Regions from separate parts of the Mus musculus genome. Here all the other regions are linked to region 3. The links are chromatin loops, found by intact Hi-C in ENCODE. Cell type or tissue: heart. All regions are shown on one strand.

Region 1 (8,000 bases), 310 kb before region 3:
CTTACTGCATTCTCTCTGATTTTCATGACCAGCAACACAGGGAACAACGAAGCATCTGGGAGTGTTTTCAGCTTATTTCTGGAAATATAGAGCTCTTGCAGCCGAGGCAAGAACAAAGAAAATGAGTCAAGATTGTTGTTACTAACATCCAACACCTCCAGCGTCTGAGGAATGCACGTTTTTACCACCCGGATCCCTGTACTGGACAAATTCAGGAAGCGCATCTTTTCTGGCCACTGACAGCTGTCGGGCATCGGATGAAAAGTGTTCCTGCTGATGTCAAGAGAGGTCAGGTTTTTCAGAGTCAGCAAAATCTCTCCTGTTTTTTGCATTGATCTCAAATGATTCTGGCTCAAAACTAAGGTTTGTAGAGAAGGCCAGGCTCCCTTACAGGCTGAGTTCTTCAAATATTCTTCAACCATCAGATTTTCGCTGAGGTCTAAGAATTCTAATGATTTTAAATGCTGGGAGAACGAGCAGGGAACCAGGAAGACCTTGCTGTTCTCTACTGTGATTCGCTTCACCTTCTCCAGGAGGGAATAGACAGTACTCAGGTCATAAAACAAATAGAACTGGGGGATATGCAACCTCCGGATAGTGACTGTTTCTACTTTACCCAGCTCGCTCACTACGTCTGACTCCGAGGGGTTGAAATCGCCGAGCCCATTGAGGGTACAGTCGTCGAACTCTACCTCCGACAGTTCCAAGATGTAACGCAACAGCTTCAGGAGCTCGTTAAAGCTTTCATCAGTGAGAACCGAGCCTCGGAATGCCAGCTTCTTCATCGGTGAGCTGACTTCATCTACGGGCAGTGGTGAAAACTGGAACCTGGCCAAGTTAGTATCTCTTAGTTCTAAATATCTCACAGAACTCAGAATATCTGCAAAAATCTCCAGCAGGAAAGCAGACTCGCTTAAGTGAAGAGTCAGGTGATGGATGTCGCGGATCGACTTTAGACTTTGGGACTGATAATTCCGGAGACTTAATGCCTTAATTTCAAGTTCATTGAGAGAAGTCAGCCCAGCAAAATCTATTCTCCTTATCTCACTGAAAGTCTCTACATTTCCTATCCTGAGGGTTTGTAAATTTGTGAGATTGGGAAAAAGCGATGTTACCCCCAGTGTCTGGTAAGGATTTCCCATTAAGTTTAAGTATTTCAAAGAGGAAAGGGGCCCGAACCAGGAGGAAGATAAACTAGATAGGTGATTATCAGACAAATCCAAATGTTCAAGACTGCCCAGAGAATAAAAGGCGTCTCCCTCTATTGTATTGATTCTGCTGGACTTCAACATCAGAACCTGGAGGTTCGCACACGCTCGGAGGTCACCATGGCCAATGTAGGTGATCTTGTTGAAAGACAGGTCAAGGCTTTTCATGGCTGCTGTGAGTCCGGAGGGAATAGAGGTGAAAGACCTGGAGCGGCCATCACACACCCCAGAAGCATCACATGACAGAGACTCCTGAGCAGAACAGCGTTTGCTGAAGAGGACTGTTATGGCCACCAAGATCCAGAAGAGCCAAAGAGCTCGTAGCATCCTCTGAGATTTGACCTTAAAACAAATGACGCTCATGTGAGTGAGTGTATCTGAGGACATATCATTATTATCACGCTTATTCACATTCTCTCTGTCTCTCTGTCTTTCTGTCTCTCTCCCTCATGCAAGGAATAAGTTACAGGCAAACACAATACATGAATGAAAATTAAAAATTAATTTTGTTATATACAGTAGCAATAGCAGATGAAGAAACGTAAAAACAATCATCTGAGAGGCAAAAACAACAACAACAACACAGGACTCAATAAATGTGGGTTGAACATAAACAGATGAATGAGAATGAACAAGTCAGTAGTTAAAGAAATGAACTAGATGTGGCCTATGGCTCTCTAGTGGCGGGCTCCTATCTTTAACGCTCACCAAGGATGTCTCTTACTCAACTCATTGCTCCCTTGGTCCGTGATCTCTCACTGGGCACGGAAACAGCCTACTCACTCTGCCTTGCTCCTACTACTACCAGACAAAAGGAATGTCTAGAGCCCTAGGCAGAGAGGCGTCAATAGTCTGCCAAATTGAGGGAGACATTCAGGCCCCCAGAACCTTCTCATTCTGCTGAGTTAAGTTCTCGGAAAGCTGTGTCCAATCCCAGATTGGCTACTTAGATGAATGAAAAGGAAATAAGGTAGTTTGCCTCACTTCCCCAGTATGCTTTCCTGGGAGAATCCAAGGCTCGTCTCCCAGGGCACCTTCTGGGCCCTATACCCTGTAGCTGTTCCATGCAACCACACGTGCTGTGGTCATATTTGCTCAGTGAAATAACGCAACAATTTCCCAAAATATGTTTTATGCTTCTGTAATGGTTGGGGGATGGCATACGTGCGCTACTACCCAAATGTGGAAGTTAGAGGACAATTTGAGGAAGCCAGTTCTCTCTTTCCACCATGTGGTTCTGGGGATTGAGCTCGGGTCATCAGGCCTGGTGGCAAGTGCCACTGTATGGTATAGGTATGAGTGTGTGAGTGTTTTGCCTGAATGTGCACATGTGGACCAAATGAAGACATGAGAGCCCCTATAACCATGTGGGTGTTGGGAACTGAGCCCAGGTCCTCTGAGAGATCAGCAAGTACTCCTTACTGCAGATCCACCTCTCCACCTCCCTCCCACAGCTTCTCTTGATAGCTGGTTGTACATTTTCCCCTTTAGTGCCCCTAAGGAATCTATCTCAGACACAGCAGGCGATGGGCCTGGGATGCAGCTTGTCTGTAGCACTTTGCTAGTATGCCATTGTGTTTGACCCCCAGGACTGAATAAACAGGGCACAGTTGTGGACACCTAGACTCAGGCAGGCGGAGGCAGGAAGTCAGTAGTTCAAAGACATCCACAATCACACGATGAGTTGCGGTCTCAGCATAAGGCCTGAGACCATCTCAAAAAAGCTAAGCCAGCCTATGATTGTAGGTTGTAGATGTTAATTCTTTCCTGACGCTACTAACTTGATCATTTAAGTGAAGTACCTTCTATTCAATATAATTAATATGTGGAGGCTTCCAATCGTTGCATTATGAACGTTCTGAATTGTTTCCCTATGTTAAGTGTTCTCCCTTAAGCTTCACTTCTTTAAATGGGAGGGTGATTTTTCATTGGGCACTTATCCCGTTAAATGTTAACTTATAAATTTAGAACAAACAAACAAACAAAAACTTGGTAGCTTAGAAACTTCCAAAACATACTGTCAATGCCTGGCAGTTTTTGTATTCACTAATTAAAGGTTTAAGGTGCAAGTGTTCTTTGCTTAGAACAGAAAAACAAAACAAAACAAAACAAAAACAAAACAAACAAAAAAACAAAAAAACAACAAAAAACTTCGAGTGTAGTGAAATAAGATATTTTCCAGTACTCATAATATTTCCCTTTTGGGGAGGAAAAGGGTCTCTCCGTCTGAGTCCAGCCACCTTACCTACCATTTGCTCTTTGCTGAAGAACTTTCTGTCAGATCAAAAGCCTCCAGGCAATCTGAGCGTTTTACACCCGAAATAATATTTCTCCTTTTTGAAACTAGAAAAGCCTTTTCCTGACATCTAAGATGTAAACACAAGGTTCTCGTTTATAGGACTGAAGAAGTCATAAGATACTTATTAAAAGACTCCACTCACGCTTTGTCTGAGGTTTCGGTAAGTTGTTTTCTGACCGGTGATGCAATTCGGATGCTCCAGAGATGAACGAAAAGCAGAGAAGTGAAGCCCCTACACTCAGAAACAAGATCCTGGTCAGAAGGAAACAGTCCGCACCTCCTTGAACGACATCTTTTCCACTTCTAGGTCGCAGAGACTGCCGTCCAACCTTCACCATCAGAAACTATGATTGCGGACACATCTCCTGCCAGTGACCGCCTGCCCGGAGCCTGGGGACAAGAGAGGGGTGGACTGGATGTAAGTTGGGACAGCGTCACCGTTCACCCTAGCTTCCCAGGGTTCAGAGACACTACAGACACTCCCTTCTGTGACCCCAGGGCCAGAAAGGCTGTAAAGACGCAGATCACACAGCCGCGGGCTCTGGGACAGTGGCTGCAGCTCTCCGGTGGCCCCCTCTTCCCTGGGTGTCCCTCTTCCTGCAGGGATCACAGCAGGAAACAAACATCTGGCCCCAAAGCTGATCCGCCCGGCTGGGGGCGCAGGTGCTTCACTTTGGAAACCAGGTCCCCGCACAGCACAGCGGCCGCCCCGGTCGATTCGACCCTGTCCGGGGAGGGGTGCAGCAACCCGGCAGCAGGACCGATCCACCTACCTAGGAGTCCTCCAGCCGCCGCTCCCCGTGCCCACTAGCCATCTGGGCACCAGCCTAGGAAGACTGAAGACCTGGAAGTGAGGGAAGGGGATGTCCCCAGGTCAGGGCCCCGAACTTCCCGGTCGCCAGCACCGCCCCCGGTGCGGCAAGCGCCGCCCACAGGGGTCTGCAAGGGGAACGGAGCCTGGCATCAGAGCTGGCAGGAGCCACAGGGCAGGCAAAACAGAACTGAAAGTCCAGAGGCTCCGTGTGGGAATTCCCCAGGTGTCCTAAAGAGAAAGCTGCCTCCCAGCTCGCCTTTTGGCTGAGTTGAGCTGCTGCAAGGATTCTGGAAGGAAGAGGATATTCTGAAGAGACGCACTCTCTTTGGTTATTGGAATGCTCCAGCTAGGAAACGTTAAAAAATTACAGCCCTGTGCCAGTCACAGGGAGTTTTTATCAGTTCACCATGAGGAAAACACTGGAGGCCTGGACAATGATGGCTGAATGACTCGGGGGGATAGCACACCTTGACCAAAACTGCCTACTTATGGATTCTTTCTGTATTATCTAAATCTAAACCTGTGGTGACAGGATGCTGAACTTAGGATGGGGGCGTCGTACACCCTCATTATTTAGTTGTCTTCCTGATGTGGCTACACTGAATAGCTACTTTTCTGCTGTCTACTGATAATCATTTAAATACCCTATCGAGGCCCAAAAGGATAGGCTAGACAGCCAGGGCTGCCAAGACCCAGGTCCTAACTCTAACTACTCTAATCTCAGAATCTCACTTCTCCCTCAAACACATCTTTTGAACTCTTTTGCTATCTCTCCATCCTCAGAGGTTGCAACTTGGGCTCAGGAATATTTTCTCTTTCTCCTCCTTTTCAACACTTTGTCCCCCTGCCCTTATGTCTCTGGGATCCATTTCTGCTCAGCATCTGATAACAGAGTCTACCAGCCTCCATGCAGACCTGAATGGCAGCATTGTGCTTGGGATATGAATGGATAAGGATGGCACAGATATGTTTCTCTTTCCTTGGCCCCCAGAACAGCCCCCCTTCTAAGCATGGGGAAGATTCGGGGCCCCCACTTCTATCTATGGCTTTGAAGCTAAGTACTTCCCTTTCTCTATCCCATAGCTGCATCGCAGAGTGATTCTGAAAACAGCGTAGATTGGTTTGCTTCATGGTGGAGATGTGGCTCCATATTCCAGTTGTAAGGGGAAACCCCCTACTTTAAAACAAGTTAATCACCTGCCTCGGGTGCCTGTGATCCCATTTGACCTCGGCAAGGCGAGATTGGATGCAGAGCAAGCAACCTTACCCCCATTTTCACAAGAAAATGTCCTGTGAATCAGAAATAGCAGCTGAGATTTGAAGTCAGAATTTTTCCCTTAAACCCAGGGGGTCTCTTCCCCTCAGCTCCACATCCCTTGTCCTTATAGGTTGTCAACCTTCCTAACCCTGCAACCCTTCAGTACGGTTCCTCATGTTGTGATGACTCCCAACCATAAAATTATTTTTGTTGGTACTTTATAATTGTAATTTTCCTACTGTTAAGAATAGTAATGAAAATATATATGCAACCACCATGGGGTCTCAACCCACGGGTTGAGAACCACTGCCCTATAGAGAAGTTCTCTCTCTCTCTCTCTCTCTCTCTCTCTCTCTCTCTCTCTCTCTCTCTCTGAAAGCTACATTCCTTAAACCTGCTGAAACCAACCGAAAACAAGAGAGAAGCAAATTTCCTCCCATACACATGTCCCTGGCAGCCATGCAAGGCAAGGAGACTCAAAGAAGGGCCAGTGTGTTGGTGCGTCAAAAACCTCTTCACGAGCAAGAGTTTACAGTTCCAGGAGGTTTGCTTCCAGGGAAGAAAATGCAGCCATAGGCCTCTGAGCTCTAGCATGGGTTGGCATTTCCCTGTGAGCTTCATCTCTGAAAGAGCCAGAGGCAATGCTCTTCCTCTTTGGCTGATCCAGTGTTGTATAGATAAGAAGACTCAGACAAAGCCCCTGCTATCTTTGCTGTCACAAACACTGTGAGTTTGGATTCCAAAGTGACTTCCTGTGGACTATCATTTTCTGACCCCTTAGCCCTTCAAATATCAGTGAAACTAGATCAATAAGCACCAATTCAAGCTTGAGAGTGAACTTCTGTGCTCTGCAAAGTCTGGTTTTACAGGTTCCCATGTGACTGTGCAGCTTCAGCGGCTCGGGCTCTACAGCAGATGCCTGCCTTCCTTCCTCCGGATTTCTCAAACACTGAGCAAAAACTCCTTTGAGCTTCTTTTCCCTAACACTGGAAGCTGCTCTTCTCTACGCTGACTTCTCGAATTGGCCGTCCAGGGTTAACTGAGTTTATTGCTCTGTGATCCTAAAAGCAAAGCTGAGCAAAAGCCGTTGATTTCTGCCTGCTGTGGGGACTCACATGGAATCCCACGATTGGGGAGGCCAAGGAAGAAGGATTTCATGGAGTAATTAGGCCAGCCCGGGCTACATGAGATGCTGTCAAAAAAAAAAAAAATTACGTATCCACAAATTCCTCCGGGCAGCACATCTGTGCAGTGCAGGCAATTCTACAGTGATGCTCAACTTGATTACTAACTGCTCTGATAGGTGTCAGCCACCAACAAAACAGTCCTCAGGTATCTCTCTGGGGCCACCTCCAGAGAGGATTAATGTTTCCTTTCATTTCGTGGTTGGCATGAAAATTTTCACTTTGTAAATTGGGAAGGATTTCAAAACATCGGTGATTAACACTGACTATTTTATATGTTCACCCAAATGACAGTTCTACATGCGCTCCAGGCTTCTGGGCTCCTCTCTGGCATTCAGAAGCGTCTGTCTTTTAACTGAGACACAGATCCCATAGAATCCAGTCGGATCTCAGTTGTTGTTTTGCTTTTGTTCAAGTTCTGGTGTTGGGGACCAAACCAGGACCTCCTGAATGCTAGACACATGCTCTGCTGCAGTTAAGACCCCAACAGTAATATTTTTATTTTCCCCTTTTAGGGAACTTATATTCTGGGAATATAAAGTTTAGGAAAATAGAAAAATAAAGAGAAAGTGGGAAGGAATGAAAGGAGAAAGAGAAGGAGATGTAGAACTGGGGAGAGGGAGGAGAGAGGAGAGAAGGATGGAGGTAGGTAGGAAGGGAGAGGCAGAGGGGGAGAGGAGGGGAAGGAGAGACCTTGATTTTCTTGTACTAGAAGAGCCAATCCATAGATGATGAATGAGGTGGACTTCTTTAAGTTGGAACCAAACACAGAAAACTCCCAAAGACAAGGCAAATAGTTTTCATTCGTTGTATCCTTTTAGGGGGAAAAAAGAGGTGCTTACAGATGCACCCATTTGTGCGTGACTGGATGGAAATGCCCAGGGCATGGTGTTAGCTCTTCTGTGTGAAAATACCTCAGATGCAATGGCATCCACTCAGCACTCCTGAGTCATGCGCTCCCTCCCCCTTTCAGAGCTTAACTGGGCACTGATGAATGAAGTGTAGACACCAGAACCCACTGCTTCCAGACGCAGGAACTGCAAGGAGCGGAGCTGAACAGTGTCTCTTGACGTAACAGACTTAGTGACCCGGCAGCTGGCCCCTTTCAAGAGGACCCAGAAAAAGTGGACCAATTGATATCAGTACCTGTCATAACACCAAGCAGAAAAATATGAAAAGAAGGCAGAGTTTTACCATATTCTAAGTTCCTTGGAGTACCTAAGGATATACTGAAGTA
Region 2 (8,000 bases), 63 kb before region 3:
GTGTGTGTGTGTGTGTGTGTGTGTGTGTGTGTCTGTCTGTCTGTCTGTCCTTGTGACAGGGCATTCAAATGTATCCAGTATTTAGTATCTGAATGAGACTGGAAACTCTATCATGTTGTCTTTGCTCTTGAAGAATCCCATGTACTCCTGACCTGACAGGATGGGGGGCTCTGTTTGCTCCACTCTGCTTTAATGAGTACTGTGGGATACACTTACCAAAAAGAGGAGAAGGACATCCTTATTGTATACTTTATTTAAAGCTTCAAAACGGTAAACAATTAGCAGATAGATGATAACTGGGTAACATTAGTTAGCTGTTTAAACCTTGACATATTCACAAGCTCCCAGATCCTTGTTTAGCACCAACATTTTAGTCTATGTAGTCAAAGTCTTCTGGAATTCCAAAGTTTTTATCAATTTTACTTTCTTCAAACCCAAATTTTCTTTTGGCCCAGGATTTTATTGCAAATATGTTATCTAAAAAAGAAAAATTGAAAAAAAAATTGAGAATTAAACACACAATCATACAACATCGTACTCTAATTATCCATGCTGACTCTCAGATATATTAAAATAAGAAGTGTTTTGCTCCTTAAGAGTGCTGAGGAAGAAGACTACAGACAGGGCAGCTTCCTGAGGCCGGGCTCGTTCCCTCAGCAATTTCAGCTGCTCTTGCTCTCAAAGGGAGAACTTTCTCTCCAGACCTCTGTCCTTCCAGTCGGAGTAATGGCTTCCAGACAAGCAGCCAGCCTGAGGGACCAGGCGAGAGGGGTGTAAAGGGTACTCCTCTTAAAATACCATAGAAAAAGTTGTGTCCTCAGCATCCTTACAGGCAATTTGTATTGTACTACTAAAAAGAGGGTTGCACCTAGTTAAAGGAATTTACCCCAACGGGGAAACCCCAAATTGTATAAAAAAATTTTGAGACAAGCATCTTCACCCCAGTGCAGTAACAAAAGGGGGGGGGGTCAATGCCTATGCCTCAAGCATCAGTGCTCGGCAGCAAGGGATGCAGGGCATTACCGATGTGCAAAGGCAGCTGCCCCACAGAGCAAGAATGACAGTCTTCCCCCAACCCCTCAATTCTATAGATTTCTCATATATTTCGTAATGTTTAGTTAAAATGCTTTCCACAAACATAAGAACAATGGCGCAGGTCTTCCAAGTCTGTCAGAGCATAGTGCATTAGTAGTAAAAATAAATAAAAGATTAAAGCAAGACCTTCCTAAGCGCTGTGGCCATGTCTTGTCATCCCTCCTTCTAGCCACCAACCACCTAGCATACAATGTTCTAGAGGCAGAATCTTTGAAAAAAGATGGTTGAATTAAAATGAAATCAATAAGGTAGACCCTAGCAAAATCTGATTGGTGTCTATAGTTAAGACACAAAGAGAGAGAGAGAGAGAGAGAGAGAGAGAGAGAGAGAGAGAGAGAGAGAGAGAGAGATCATAGGTTGGCAAAGGAAAGAAGATGGGAAGACTTAGGAGGAGGCAGCCATGTGCAAGGCAGAGTGGTCTCAAAGGACACAGGACCTCAGCCTTCAGATTGGTGAGAGTAGTCATTTCTGTTGTTAATCTGTAGTATCTAATCTGCAACCCTGAAAGTCAATACATGGAATTGAAGCTTTCTCTAATAAACTATTTCCATGGACTTGTTTCTGTGTATTAAATAAATATAAATTTGGAATTCAATTTTCTTTCTAGAGTAAATATTACTACCTCAAGTGGAACAAACAGTGCTGTATCCTAACTGGATAGAAAGGCACTGAACTGTATAGTCTTTGAGTCTGGTTAATAGTATGTATACACACACACACACACACACGTATATATGTGCATATATATATATTTCCTTAAAGAATCAATAGTGCTAACAAAATACCACTGTTTTTATAAGAATGCATTATAGAAAGCTAACAAGATTTTTGCAGTGAACTCCATCCACTTCATGCACTAAGATGCCTTTTGATTCCTAGCACAGAACAAAGAATCTACCACCTGAGTTTATTATGATGTAATTTGTTAAATAAGATGTAAAGTGTAGCAAAACTTTAGCAAGATAACAGCTCATCTATATTTAAAAGCTTGGGCAATCACTCATTCTATAAACTAAAATATTAAATTCTTAGACAATATTTTTTTAAAAAACATTACATATTTTGATTTCTGGTTGTGTTTTATGAGATTTCTGTGTGTGCAAATGTGTCTCTATGACTATGTGTTTGAAATTTTTCTTTGGCTTTTTCTTCTGTTTGTTTTGTCTTCTTCTGGTTTGTTTTTATTTTATCATTATTTTCTTAGATGTCTCTATGTGTCCTAATGAGAGAGAAAAAGAAAGGGTGTGGATTTTGGTGGGTGGGGAAGTAGGAAAGATTCTGGAAGGAGTTGGGAGGGAACCATAATCAGAATATATTGTATTCTTAAAAACCTATCGGTGGTCCACACCTTTAGTCTCAGCACTGGGAGGACAGAGGAAGGCGGATCTCTAAGTTCAAGGCTAGCCTGGTCTACAGAGTACAGACAGGACTACACAGAGAAACTAAAAAAACAAAATAAAACAATGTGTATTCATTATATTGTGGTGGTTTAAATAGGTATGGTCCCCACAGACTCGTGTGTTTGAATGCTTGGCCCATAGGGAATAGCACTTTTAGAAGGGGAAGCGTTGTTGGTGTGGGTGTGGCCTTACTGGAAGAAGTGTGTCACCGTGGGGGTAGGCTTTGAGGCCTCTTATATACTCAGGCTATGCCCAGTGTGGCACACAGTCTCCTTCTGTTGCCTGCAGATCGAGATGTAGAATTCTCAGCTCCTCCAGCACTATGTGTGCCCATGCTTCCCGCTGTGATGATAGTGGTCTAAACCTCTGAAACTGTAAGCCAGCCCCAAAGAAATGTTTTCCTTTATAAGAGTTGCCTTGGTCATGATATCTCTTCCCAGCAATGACACCCAAACTAAGATGGAAGTATGTGTGTGTGAATGTGCTTGCATGAGTTTATTTATACCACGTGCATGCAGGAGCCTTTGGGGGCCAGGGCAGTGTGTTGGATACTTTAGAACTGGTGGTGAACGCGGGTTTACGAATTTCCATGTGGGTGCTGGGAACTGAAATTGGGTCCTCAGCAGGAGAAATGAGTGCTCTTAACAACTGAGCCATCTTCTCTAGTCTGGAGGTTCTAGATATATTTCAAGGACACTGCTGTAAAAAGAAACCAGGCTTTAACTGATACCTAATATAATTTTTGCTATAAATACCACTTCGAAATCAGGGAGGTTTTTCTTTAGTATAATTCACTTTATCTTTTATCTTCATCTTTTCCTAACACATGTTTATGTGAAATGAGTAAGCTGCTACCTTCAATGGGAATGAAACAGTCACTAGCTCAAGCTAGCATGGGAAAGTCCATACAGTGTGAGATGACACTGACTTCTGCCCTTCCTTCCTCTGCCTCCAGAGGGCTGAGCTTGGAGGTACTCTTTACCCTGCGGTCTTATTTGGAACTGAGATCTATGCTGAGCAGCCTGCCAACTAGGCCACGTCCAGAGCATGGGAAAGACAGTTCTCAACAACTAATTCTGTTAGCACAGGATCACCCCTTCCAGTCCTCAGGAGACAGAGGAAGGCAGATCTCTGAGTTCAAAGCCAGTCTGGTCTACAAAGTTAAATCCAGGACAGCCAGATCTGCAAACAGAGAAGCCCTATCTCAAAATCAATAAAACCCAAAAACAATTTTTCTACCATCTTTCAAACTCTCAGGATGGTGTTGTTTTGTTGTTTTTGTTTTGTTTTATTTGCAGCTAACCATAAAGGAAAGAAGTTCTTCCCACAGTTTTTCTAATGATAATTTTGGAAGTTTATGATGAGTTGGAAAACTTACGGTTGCTTACTTAACAACTGGAACTTACACTGCATTGGGGAACGAGAGAGAGGGAAGCTCATTCTGAAATCCCATCTGAAGAGAGGAGCCGACAGGCTCTTACTCAGTCCCCCAAAGTGAGAGGCAGGCACTATTCACAGAGACCAGACAGGGCACAAGTTCAGAAAAGCTCAAAGGGTCAGGGAGCAAACGAGGCGTTGCGAGCGGCTACCCTCTGCCACACACACGCGCTGTCCTTCCCACCACTTGTGTGCTGCTCCTCACAAACTACTGGAGGAAAGTCATACACTTTCATTTACGTTATGTGTGGTAGGGGCAAAGTGAGCATGTGTGTGTGTGAGATGGTGCATGAGTGGAGGTCAGACTCAGCTCTCACCTTCTGTCATATGGGTCTAACTTAGATCCTGACCCATCTCAGCCCCCCCTCCCCCACCATCGTTTGTTTAATCCATGAGGCCCCTTGCTTCATTAGCACACTCAAAATTTAACATTTATCAGATTTATATACCATATTTGTTATCACTATTATTTTTCTTAGCTATTTGGGAAAGGTCTTATGTAGCCAGACTATCCTTGAACTCACTACATAGCCAAGACTGGTTTCCTTGCTCCAATTACTGAGTGCTGGGATTACAGACATGTGTCACCATACCTAATGACATATTTCTCACTTACACTTCACCTGATACAATGCTCTTTTTCTCTTCTCTTTTCTTCACTAAAGCACTATTTTGTTTAGGAAACAACTCATAATAAAATAAATATAAATAAAATAAACATGATAGGTGATAGACAGACAGACAGACTGATAATTAGAAGGCCAAAGGGTTATTAATATTTCCTACTTATTTTATTATAAAATGGATTATGGGAAATGAGGTCTAAGCATTCTGTGAAACACAGCCTGAACCAGCAGCAGGAAACTGGCACACATGCTTGCTCTCCGAGGCTAACCTGAGACTCAACAGCCTGTAAGTTCTTCCGTCTCTGCTCCAGCCCTAGACATACCCTGCCGTGGGAGCACAGTGATAGGACTAATACATGGGCAGCGTTAGATTGTCCCCAGGTGGAAACACTCAGTCACCATCATTTTATTATCAAATATTGGGAAACATCAGGGGTACTTTCTGGCAGGTTTAATCTTGTTAATCATACTTGTGTATAAACCATAACTATCATTATTTTCTCCTAAATAATGTCTTCTTTAGGATACACAGAATGCATTGTTGGGAGAAAAGACTTGACACAGGATGGAATCTCACTATCTAGTCCAGGCTGACCTTAAATTCAGGGTCTTCCTGCCTCAGCCTCCCAACCACTAAGCTGTGGGCAGGTGCCACCACACCTGGTGCCACAGTGCCCTATTAACTCCTACTTCTTAAATGTACACCAGAAAAAGCAAGCAGGCTTCCAGTGAAGACTCAGAAAGCTAGTCTAGTTCCTGTTGCCCAACACACTGTGGCTGTGCACTCCTTGGACCTTGACTGTTTCTTCACACTGAGGTGCAATGATCACACCTGCCTTGAGGATTACCACAGAGATAAGATGAGCGTACACCACAGACACTCATAACAGTAAAGCAGCAAAGAGCCCTTACAACACATTAGCACTTCTTACTTGCAGGCGACAAACCTTCAGGATTCCATGATACTCCCAAATGGATTCTAAATTCAAACCCATGAAGCTGTAGGCTGCAGATATAATCAACGGGAGGGTGTTTGCCTGCCACGTATGAAGTCTCACATTCAGTCCCCAGCACCAAAGAAAAGCAAAGCCACATGGAACTTCAGTTTCACCTCATTAGAGATGAAAGGGCAGTGATCAGGAGCTTAGCTTAGGCAAAGCCACACAGAAGTTGGACCTGGAGCTGCTGCTGGCCTCACAGAACAGAAATATACTTTTATAAAGGTGAATCATAATTCGTGTGAAGACACTGGCTTGTATGCCACGGCGGAGCCTTTGCTGTAGTCACTGTCCCACTTACCAGTCCATCGATTGGCGGCTTCTTTAGCTACTTTATTTGCTTCACCTGAAATAAAAAAGGATAAAATAATATGCATTTATTTATACAAATAAGACTATCTCCAACCCTCTACAGATATGAACCAATGTATTATAAATTTCACATGCATTAGAAATTACCATGAAAAAGATCAAATGGTACTCTAACACTGTCTTAAAAACCTCCTCAAATGCTCAAGAAAAGTTTGGGTTATTCAGCTACACTCAGTAAAGAACAGGAAGACAATGTGAACAGCCTCCCTGTTCTGAATCTCACCCCCACTGTACTGACTTCTTTAAAGCCCAGGCTTATTCGATACACTTTATTTGTCTGTTTGCTTGTTTACTGGGGGTAGCACAGCAGAGGTGTGGAAAGGTCGCCTTGGAGAGGCTGTGAGACCTGGTGGCAAACATTTTCATCCTCTAAGTCACCCTGCCAGCCTCTAAAGTACAGGTTTAAATGAGATGCTTCTGAGACAACGTACCTCATCAAATGACAAAAACAACTTAGTGGTAAGAGTTTTATGTATATATTCCTACACTATGATAAATCTAACTTTAAACATTTTTAGAGACAAGCGAGGCATGGTGTTTCACATAGAAAACAGAAACAAGGGGATCTCTTAAAGGTCACAACCAGACTGGTCTACATAGTGAGTCCTAAGAGACTTTGTCTACACAACAAATCAAAATAAACATTTTAGAGGCAAGAAAATAATCCCATAGGAGAAAACGTTTCATTTACTTTATACAGTAAATATCTAACCTTAGCTAGGCACATGGTTGTTACTTCATGCTGGAGGCTGAGACAGGAGGATCTCAGGTCTGAGACCAGCATGGACTACATGTAAGAATTTGTCCCAAAACAAAACCAAAAAATTTAGAGCAATGACTACGTGATTTGCTACTAAATGTATTTGTGCAAATATCTTCCAAGTCACCTTAGATAGAACCTAACAATGACATGACCAACTAGGCATAAATACTACTCACAATGATGACTTTTTTGTTTATTGCTTGGTTGGTTGGTTGCTTTTTTGAGACAGGATTTCTCAGTGTAACAGCCCTTGATATTCTGGGATTCACTTTCAAACAAAGATTTGCCTGCCTCTGCCTCCTGAGTACTGGGATTACAGGTATGCACCACCATGTCCCGCTGACATTTACTTTTTTAAAAAATTTATTTATTTTTATTTTATGTGTTGGTGTTTTGCCTACATGTATATCTGCGTAATGGTGACAGAGCTCCTGCAACTGGAGTTACAGACAGTTGTGAGCTGCTATGTGAGTGCTGGGAATTGAACCTAGGTCTCCTGGAAGAACTTAACTCTGAGTCATCTCTCTAGTTCTGATGTTTTTTTTTTTTTATTGAAAATAACATAAGAGTTATATATGACAGATTTCACCCTATCAAATCAGTGGATTGTATAATCATTACCACTATCTTAATTATAGAACATCTTACCAACAATAGGGCACTAGGTATACAAAGCAGACAACATCCCCCCTTTTCTGGCCCCCATCAACCACCCATTTGCTTTCCATCTTATGGCTTTACTCTGTGGAGATACTTAGTGTGAAGGAAACATGTATTCTCTTGAATTTGGCTTCTCTCCGTACACCTGTGTTTTCAGGGGTCATCAATACCCATCATTTTTTTATAGTAAAATGCATTTCACAATTCGCTTACCTATTTGCTGACAGACATTGGGCCATTTCCACTAATCCTAACGATACTGCATTGAACATACTTTTAATTCTCTTGGGTGTAAGAAATAGAATTGCTGACTTGCATAGTCTGTATTATTTTGAGGAAGGGATAATCTGAGATGGAGTCTTTCTTTGTTTCTTTGATACAGGGTCTTACCTTAAGTTCCTGGCTCATCTGGAACCTCACTATATAGGTCAGGCTGGCCTTAAACCTGACAATCTTCCTGCCTCTGCTCCCAAGTGATAGGATTCTAAGTGTGTGCCATCATACCAGACCTTTACTTTTTAAAGTAACTGTACCACTTTGTAATCCTACCAGCTACACAAGAGTTCCAATTTCTCCACATCCTTGCCAACACTTGTGATCTTAAAAACAAACCAAAACCAAAACCAAAACTGTAGCCATCTGGGGCTGG
Region 3 (8,000 bases):
TCACCAAAGCCTACCCTAGCATACATGGCCGCTCAAAAGGCTGCAAATCTGGAGCACAACGTACACCTTGCAGCACCTCAGCAGTGTCCTTTCCCAGCTCAGTCAGTGTGAGCCTCTCTCTCCCAGGCTGCTCGGCTGGCCTTTGGTTCTTCAGGCTGCTCCACTGGTCTTGCTCTTTCAGGCTCATCACAGAGTGACTCTCAGCAGTCTCTACTGCTTATATACTCTATGGGAGGGCCGTGCCTCGCTCAGTTTCAGGGACTTCCTAAAGCTCTTTTGGGTAGTTTACTTCCTGTCTCAATTCAATGAGCTTTCTCTCAGTATTGAGTGTTCCATGGCTCATTAGACCAGCGTTTGTCAAATGGCCCTTTCATCACAGGGGTTACCTAAGACCATCAGAAAGCATATCTTTACATGACTCGTAACAATAGCAAAATTACATTTATGAAGTAGCTATGAAAATCACTTGGTTAGGGGTCGCCACAATATGAGGAACTATATTAAAGGGTCACAGCATTGACTGGCAAGGCTGAGAGCCACTGCCTCAGACCATCTCCCACACTCTTCTGTTTCAAGTCCCTTTCCATATCCTATATCTTAAAGAGTTTTTCCAAGATGCAAAGTTTTAATCGTGGAGGAAACTGCTACTCAACAAATCACAAAAAAATAAACTGTTTATTAAGATGTAAGATAAAAGAAGATAAAGACTGATTCTGTCCAACCAAAAACTCGGTAAGAAAGCATCAGTCTCCAAAATGGCCCTTTCTTCTGGCAACACTAGAAGCTAACTCATCCCACAGCACCAAGATGGTTCTTGATGAGCGCGTGCATAAGGAGGCAGCCTCCACGCTCACATCTCCCACCCTCCCCTATCTGTCCCCCTGGGACACAGCCACTACTCAGCCCTTCCTCTCCTCAAATCTCTTCTTTGATCTCATCTTCTTTAGTTTTAATTAACACTTGCGATGAGCCCACAGATCTTTATATCTGGCCCTAAATATGCTCCTGAACTCCCATCTCATGTAGCTACCTGCCTGCTGGACAGACTTCAAACTCAACAGATCCAAACTGAATTCTTTCTCTCCTACACACACTCCAAACCTGCTATTCGACATCTCAGGTCTCAGATACGCTCTTTACTTATGCCAAAGACCTGGCAGCCATCCTAGGTGCCTTCATCTTTTTCCCAATTACCAAGTTCTGTCAACACTGGTTCCTAACTATTCTCTAATATGTCCTGCCTGGCCAACTCCATTACCTCTGCCTGGATTCAAGCCCTCATTGGCTATCACCTGCGACTGTCCTCAGCTGCCTAAACACACTTTTGTCTCATCCTCTAACAGAAGTGGACTGTGCAGCTCCTTAAAACCTCTGATGGTTCCAATCCTCATATCAAGCATCCTAATAGGATGTAGAAGGCCCTCTATCACCTGACCCCAACCTACTATTTAAAGTAGATCCCACCCCCAAATTTACCATAACAAGGTGAAAAACTATGTAATTTGGGTGATGGTGGTGATGATGATGATAAAATTATTCCTCTACCTAAAAAAATTTCTCCTCTGCACACTCAATACTCTGAAAGTTCCCCTGAAGCATAATTTGTGCATTCTCTCCACCAGCTTCCCTCTGCTGAGCTCACAGGCTGAGTGTGTGTTCCCAAGACACATTTGCATTGTATCATTTACTGCACTCTCTCAGCAGACTGAGAAAATTCAGAATATCCACTTTCCTTTGCCTTCTTAGGACTTAGCAAGCTGGTTAGATAGAGTTGACATAGAAGCCAGCCCTCAACTTCAGGACCACAACCAGTAAAACTGCCAACTCTAAGCTGCTCAAGCTTCAAAGCCCACAACACTCCTAATTATACAACCCAGGGTGAGTTAAGTAGCAGGAAAGCCCACGGCCATCATCTTGCTTGCAGAGAGAAAGCAAAATGCTCTCTCCAAGAGGGTACCCAGGCTCCAGGAAGCTCCGAAGAACTGCGGTCTAAACCTCAGGTTCAGAGCTAGAATCCACGAGGGTTCTATAAGCCTTCCCACACTGCTCTCTTACAGTAGCTGAGCCAATCATGAAGATCACACCCAGCAAGACTCCTCAGCTAAGCCTCCCTCACCAGTGAGAGCAAGCTACCATATATATACTCACCTAAGAATTTCAGAAAGGCTACTGCCTCGGGCACCCTGTGTAAACTACACTGCAGTGCTAGTGACGGACCTGGGTGTGTACATTTAAAAAGTATCCTCCACTGTTTAACTTGCTTTTCTCACTAGATTACCAAGGACATCAGGGGTTCTGTGAAAGAAATGGAAATCTCTTTAGGGTACAGTGCCTTTGCCCTAAATGGTTCCAGGGACTTGGGCCTGACAGGAGCAGTGAGGGAATGAAGGAAAAGCAGAGCAGAAAGCTGGGATTGGGTGGTCTGGGCTCTTGGATGGAAAACCTGCAGCACTGCAGCTCAGTACGTGCATTGTAAAGTTGAACAGAGAGGCAGGGTACTTCTTACAGTGGGGCCTTACATACAGATAAACATGGAGGCAGGGTTATTACATACATCTGAACACAGAGGCAGGTTTAACTAATCTTGGTAACCAAGGAGCAGTCTCTCTAGGGGAGTGAGTGGTCTTCAGGCCATAAACGTGCGCAAGGGAGCAAAGCTAGTGAACATTTTCCACACAGACTGTCAAAACTCGCACTCCTCTTCTGGGGGAAACATAGCCACCTCTCTAAGCCTGGAGCTGGGGGGGGGGGGGTGTCTCTGATGAGGCCATGCATGTCAACAACACAGGTTCACTGGGGTCTTCACTCATTCAAGGCTTGCTCAGCTCCCTACATTAGGACTTAATCATGTGGCTAAATCAGGAGAAAACAGAGCCCACATCTGGGGTGACAAATCCTAATATTTTGGTATTATAAACAGTTTCTGGAAAGTTCTTTACAATCCCCCAGAGGCAAGCAACAAGGAGACTCTAATGTCCCGGGGAGCTCAGTTTCGGAACGCTCTTACTACCACAATATAAACATCATATAAACGCAGCTGAATTGGAGCATGACTTCCAGCATGATTTATCCCTGTGCCTTTTAGGAGTTCTTACTAATCACAGTTGGAAACATCCAAGGTCAGATTTAAAACAACTAATGTAAAATGGACATCATACTGACATTAGAGACTTCAGCAAGAAAGAAAAAGAACGCCAGGCGGTGGTGGCACACGCCTTTAATCCCAGCACTAGGGAGGCAGAGGCAGGCGGATCTGAGTTCAAAGCCAGCCTGGTCTACAGAGTGAGTTCCAGGACAGCCAGAGCTATACAGAGAAACCCTGTCTCGAAAAAACCAAAAAAAAAAAAAAAAAAAAAAAAAGAAAAGAAAAAGAAAAGAAAAAGAAAAGAAAGTCCTCAAAACTGGGGAGGGGTATTTCCTTGTGGTAAAACACAGATGCCTTCAGATTATGAAGGAGACGCAAAGCCATCTGGGGATTACAGGCCTACGTTTGTAATTGTTTACCTGCCAAAGCAAGCCAAATCGAAATAGTAATTCACATTCGGAAAGAGGTCAAAAGTTTAACTTTGACCAGACTAACAGTGAACTTTTTCCTGCTCATATATAAAACTAATAGCAATACCTGCGTGAAGAGTTAAGAGCCATTAAATCCCTTTGGCAGTAGGCAACTGCCCTATAAAGAGGGTTAAATAAGAGGGTGAGGCCGGCACATCAATAATTCCTAGTTCCTTTTAGTCGGGTACTTAAATTCTACAAAGAGAAACATGATAACACCAAACACTGGTAACACTGTTGTTTTGAATCTGGTCCTGGGCTCCTTGGGCCATTGCATGCCCAGGTGGCCCGTCTGTTAGTTTAACCACAAAGAAGCCGTTATCAGTTATAATTACAGCTGGGCAATTTTTTTTTTTTCAAATAAATGCCCAACGACCTGATCCTTGTCCACCCTGTGTGACGACCAAAATTAACTAAATTAAGATATTAAAATCTGGGGTCACTCTAGCGACTCGTTGATACTCTGTCGCCAAAAGTGGAAAGAATGACACAAAACTTTGAAGGTAGTTGAAAAAAAAAAACGATCCAAAGGGCAGAGAGTCATTAAGTCCGAATAGACAACGGCGATTGGTAGTAAACCAGGATTGGCCCGCAGAGAGCAGGGTGGGGTGGGGGGTGGGGGAGGCTGGGGTGGGGGGTGGGGCGTCCTACCCTGCCCTTAAAGGCGGGGGTGCGGGGTGGGGTGGGGGTGTCACTGCCATGATCTAAAGGCGGAGTGATCTGGGCGGCTCCTGTTAGCATACTAAGTACAGTGGTGGGGTGCAGCTGAAAAAGGGGAGCGCCGTGCCAAGCAAGTAAAAGGCCCCGGGTTCTAATTCCAGGAGAACCGAAGGGCACTGAACACTTCAGTGGCCAACTCCGCAGCGCGTGCGCCCTGGGGTTCTCGGTCGGGAGCCGCGGATCGGTCCAACTTGCGGGGCTTCTGGATTCGGTTCTAGAACGCTCCGGTTCGGAACCAGGGCGGCGCAGGCCGCCATCAGGGCTCGGGCGCAGCAGTGGGCGCGGGGCCAACCTCACAAGGCCTGGCCAGGCACAACCCCTGCTGCCGCGGCCCCGAAGCCCAGAGGTGCGCGCGTCGGAGCCTCGCTCTTACCATGCTGCGCGAGGCGGCCTCCCTGTTTGAGTCTGGCGCCAACAACCGCGTGGGGTGGGAAGGACCGGAGGAAGTGCAGGGGAGATGCAACGACCCCTGGCGGCCCTGGTAGGACTGCGGGACCCGAGGGAGGAGCCGAGCCTGGGCGGGGCTTGAGAAGATGGGCAGGGCGGTGAGGGGCGCGGCCTGAAATAATGGGCAGGTCCAGTAGGGGAGGAGCCTGAGATGGGCAGGGCCGGACTGAGACCAGATGGACCAGTCTGGGTTGGGCAGCCTGTAGGCAGAAAGGAAAAGTTGGGGCCTGGCGTGGGAGCTGGAGCAGGGAAGGCTTCTGTTCCCTTCCCGTGCCTCTGGGGTTGCAGAGTTGCTTACTACTTAAGTGTTCAATGTAGCTTTTAGTTTTCTTTTTAAAAGGCAACTTTTGAGTCTTCGCTTTTAAGTGTGTTCTTTTAGCTTAAAAAAAAAAATATGGGGCTTTGGCTGCAAGAAACGAGTACATTTAGAAAAGAAATTCTTTTTCTATTTTATTTTATTTTTGTCTTATTTAATTTTATTATTTGGCTTTTTTGGGACAAGGTTTCTCCGTGTAGCCTTGGCTGCCCTGGAGCTCTCTCTGTAAACCAAGCTGGCCTCGAACTCAGTGATTTGCTTGCTGCTGCTCCCTAAATGCTGGGATTAAAGGCGAGCACCAACCTCTAGCCTTAAAAAGTCCTCTGATACAGAGCGGTGAGAGTGTACAGAGTAGTGCAGGTGTTCTGCATTACAAATGAAACGTAAATATTCTAGTGCTGCTGACTGTCAGACCTTAATAAAGAGTATGTGGGAGCTTTCTAAATTATTTCTTGCAACTACTAGTGAATCTGTCTCTCAAAGTTTCACTAAAACCTTTATTTTATAAGATAGGATAAACGTGATTAGCAAAAATCATCCAAAGCATTTACAAAGGAGAGCAATAGTCGGGGATGGGGGTGAGTATGTATCCAAACCTGCTTGCCATGCTCATACCCTGACAACAGGCATATAGCAGAGATGTTCCTGTCAATTATGTGACACAGAGTTTTCATCACATCCACTTTATTAACGCTTTTCTAGAGTTCTTAATTTGCTCTTTATCACAGTTACTTTTTTAAGTTTTTTTTTCAATCCTAGGTTTTCAGGACAGGGCTTCCTGACAGCAAGTCTCTCTCTCTCTCTCTCTCTCTCTCTCTCTCTCTCTCTCTCTCTCTCTCTCTCTCTCCCTTCCCCCTCCTCCTCTTCCTATGTTATTATTATTATTACAATAAAAATAAGTTTATCCAATCAAGTAACAACTATACAAATGCAAGCAATTTTAGTCATTTTCTTTTTGGTCAACCTATATTAGACCTGAAATCTTTACTGAAAGTTCCCAGGTGATGGTGAAGTGTGGTTGGTTGCTCATCTATGCACATAATTTATGTGTTTTAAAGACTGAGGTCAAAGCACAGAGTCAGTCAAATACTTGAGCAAAAAGTCAACCAATTAGAGCTTCTGTTGTACGGTGAACAGACCAGCTGAGAAGTAAAATGAGCTGTGTCAGTCCCTAGAGGCGTGTGGGCTTATGGAAAGAAACAATCTGAGTGCTGTGTGCTCAGCAGGGTGGGTTAGCCGGGGAACCTTGTCTCTAGAAGGCAAGCAGTTTGCTTTATAATCATCTCGCAAATACCTTTTAAATCCATGCTTTAAAGGAACTGGAATCATTCCTAGCTACTTAAAATACAAACTCTTATGAATGAGCCACAAACATCTTTCCCCAACCTTTCAGACTGTGAGCTCTGAGTCTTGTATGCCGTGGGAGGGAATAGCTGAACAGTTAACTACTTTAAAAGCAAGAGTTTCATCTGCAGAAGATGAGAGGTATCATCTTGTCAAAGATGGGGAACCTTCAGAGCTAACTAGCAGGCTACAATCTGGCAGTCTGTCATATTTCAGCCAAACAGGCCCCAGCCAGTTCTCAGACGGAGTGATGTTTCCTTTCTCTTCTCAGTGGTGTTCTTGTCCCCTATGTGGGTGGGTCTGATTTTGTTCCCGATCATTCTGACAGCTAGCATGCCCACACACTTACTCTTGTTTACCTGGTGTCCCCAATCCCCAGGATGTCACCTGTCAATGATGGCTTCCAACCACTCAGCAGCTGGTGGTGCTGGAAGAATGTTGCCATGCTAGTGGAACAGTGGCTGGGGGGACTGGGACCCCAGTGACTCCAGAGTCTACTAGGCTTCTCCCACTCTAGCTTCTAGCACCCCTAGTAGTCTAGAATCTCCTGGAAGCAAGATCCAGGGTCTCTTTGACTCTACTTCCCCAGGGCTGCGGTCACAAACACACCACCATGTCCAACACTTCATATACATTTTCGGGATGGAATTCAGGTCTTCACACCAACAAAGCAAGCCCTTTACTGAGCTGTAAGTGGTGGAGTGAATAGGTATGGCTCCCATCAACCCTGTGACTGAATGCTTGGCCCATAGGGAGTTGCACTATTTTGTGGATGTGGTCTTGTTGGAGGAAGTGTGTCACTATGGAGGTGGGCTTTGAAGTCTCATACATGTTCAAGCTACATCTAGTGTGACACATAGTCTTTTCCTGCTGCCTCCAGCTCAAGATGTAGAACTCTCAGCTTCTTCTCCAGCACTATGTCTGCCATGATGAGAGTGTACTATAAACCTCTGAAACTGTAAGCCAGACCCAGTTAAATATTTTCCTTCACAAGAATTGCCACTGAGCAGTGGTGGTACATGACTTTAATCCCAGTACTTGGGAGGTAGAGGCAGGTGGATTTCTGAGTTCGAGGCCAGCCTGGTCTATAGAGTGAGTTCCAGGACAGCCAGAGCTACACAGAGAAACCCTGTCTTGAAAAAAAACCCAAAAACTAAAAACAATACAAGAATTGCTGTGGTGGTGTTGTTACAATAGCAACCCTATTTAAGACACTGTTTCTCCAGGCCCCTTTCTACGAAAAAGGGGCCCAGTGTTTTCAATTCACACCAGACCCCATAGATCACGTAGCTGACGTTGTATTCATTTATCTCAAGCCCATAGAATAGGGAGTCGATGTTATTGTTGTTGGTTTAAGTGCTGGAATGAACTTAGGGCTTTTGCTATCCTCTAGCAAGTAGAATAATATCTGGGCATTCTTCTGGTCATGGTACATAATTGATTTCTCCAACAACAAAAATAACCAATTAAAGCTGAATCAGAAGTATAAAGGCAGGTAGGTTTATTGAGAGGCAGCTCTTGGGTAAGTTCACTGATCTCACAGGTGGAGATCAGGGAAGTCATGAGCCCAGCCTAAAGCCAGGGGATTTTTATGGATTTTTGAGTGTGGGGTGATGAC

Evidence for each region. A loop is a pair of places that touch in the nucleus more often than their neighbours do. Peaks named below come from ENCODE experiments on the same cell type or tissue, not always from the same donor. Only the 100,000 strongest peaks of a DNase experiment are listed, where the experiment ranks them.
Region 1: a loop joins it to region 3, with 2.8 times the contacts of the local background. A loop is called at or near these places in 2 of 42 quality-filtered maps.
Region 2: a loop joins it to region 3, with 2.4 times the contacts of the local background. A loop is called at or near these places in 3 of 42 quality-filtered maps.

What each region holds. Positions count from the first base shown.
Region 1 is chr3:83,837,240-83,845,239 of GRCm38, forward strand. It overlaps Tlr2 (toll-like receptor 2), which reads right to left and starts at 4,369. Exons shown (of 3, transcript NM_011905.3): 1 at 4,281-4,369; 2 at 3,650-3,897; 3 at 1-1,550. The coding sequence starts at 1,535. In heart, a CTCF peak has its summit at 4,160; DNase peaks (open chromatin) are centred at 2,402 and 4,282; H3K4me3 peaks cover 1,322 bases; H3K27ac peaks cover 888 bases.
Region 2 is chr3:84,087,698-84,095,697 of GRCm38, forward strand. Mnd1 (meiotic nuclear divisions 1) reads right to left here. Exons shown (of 8, transcript NM_029797.3): 7 at 5,858-5,902; 8 at 237-477. The coding sequence ends at 371. Among named protein-coding and RNA genes, the nearest start is that of Gm30458, 30 kb to the left of the region's middle. In heart, a CTCF peak has its summit at 3,437 (motif pointing right); no DNase peak of the experiment used is centred here.
Region 3 is chr3:84,151,014-84,159,013 of GRCm38, forward strand. Mnd1 (meiotic nuclear divisions 1) reads right to left here and starts at 4,773. Exons shown (of 8, transcript NM_029797.3): 1 at 4,649-4,773. The coding sequence starts at 4,651. In heart, no CTCF peak of the experiment used is centred here; a DNase peak (open chromatin) is centred at 4,798; H3K4me3 peaks cover 1,476 bases; H3K27ac peaks cover 922 bases.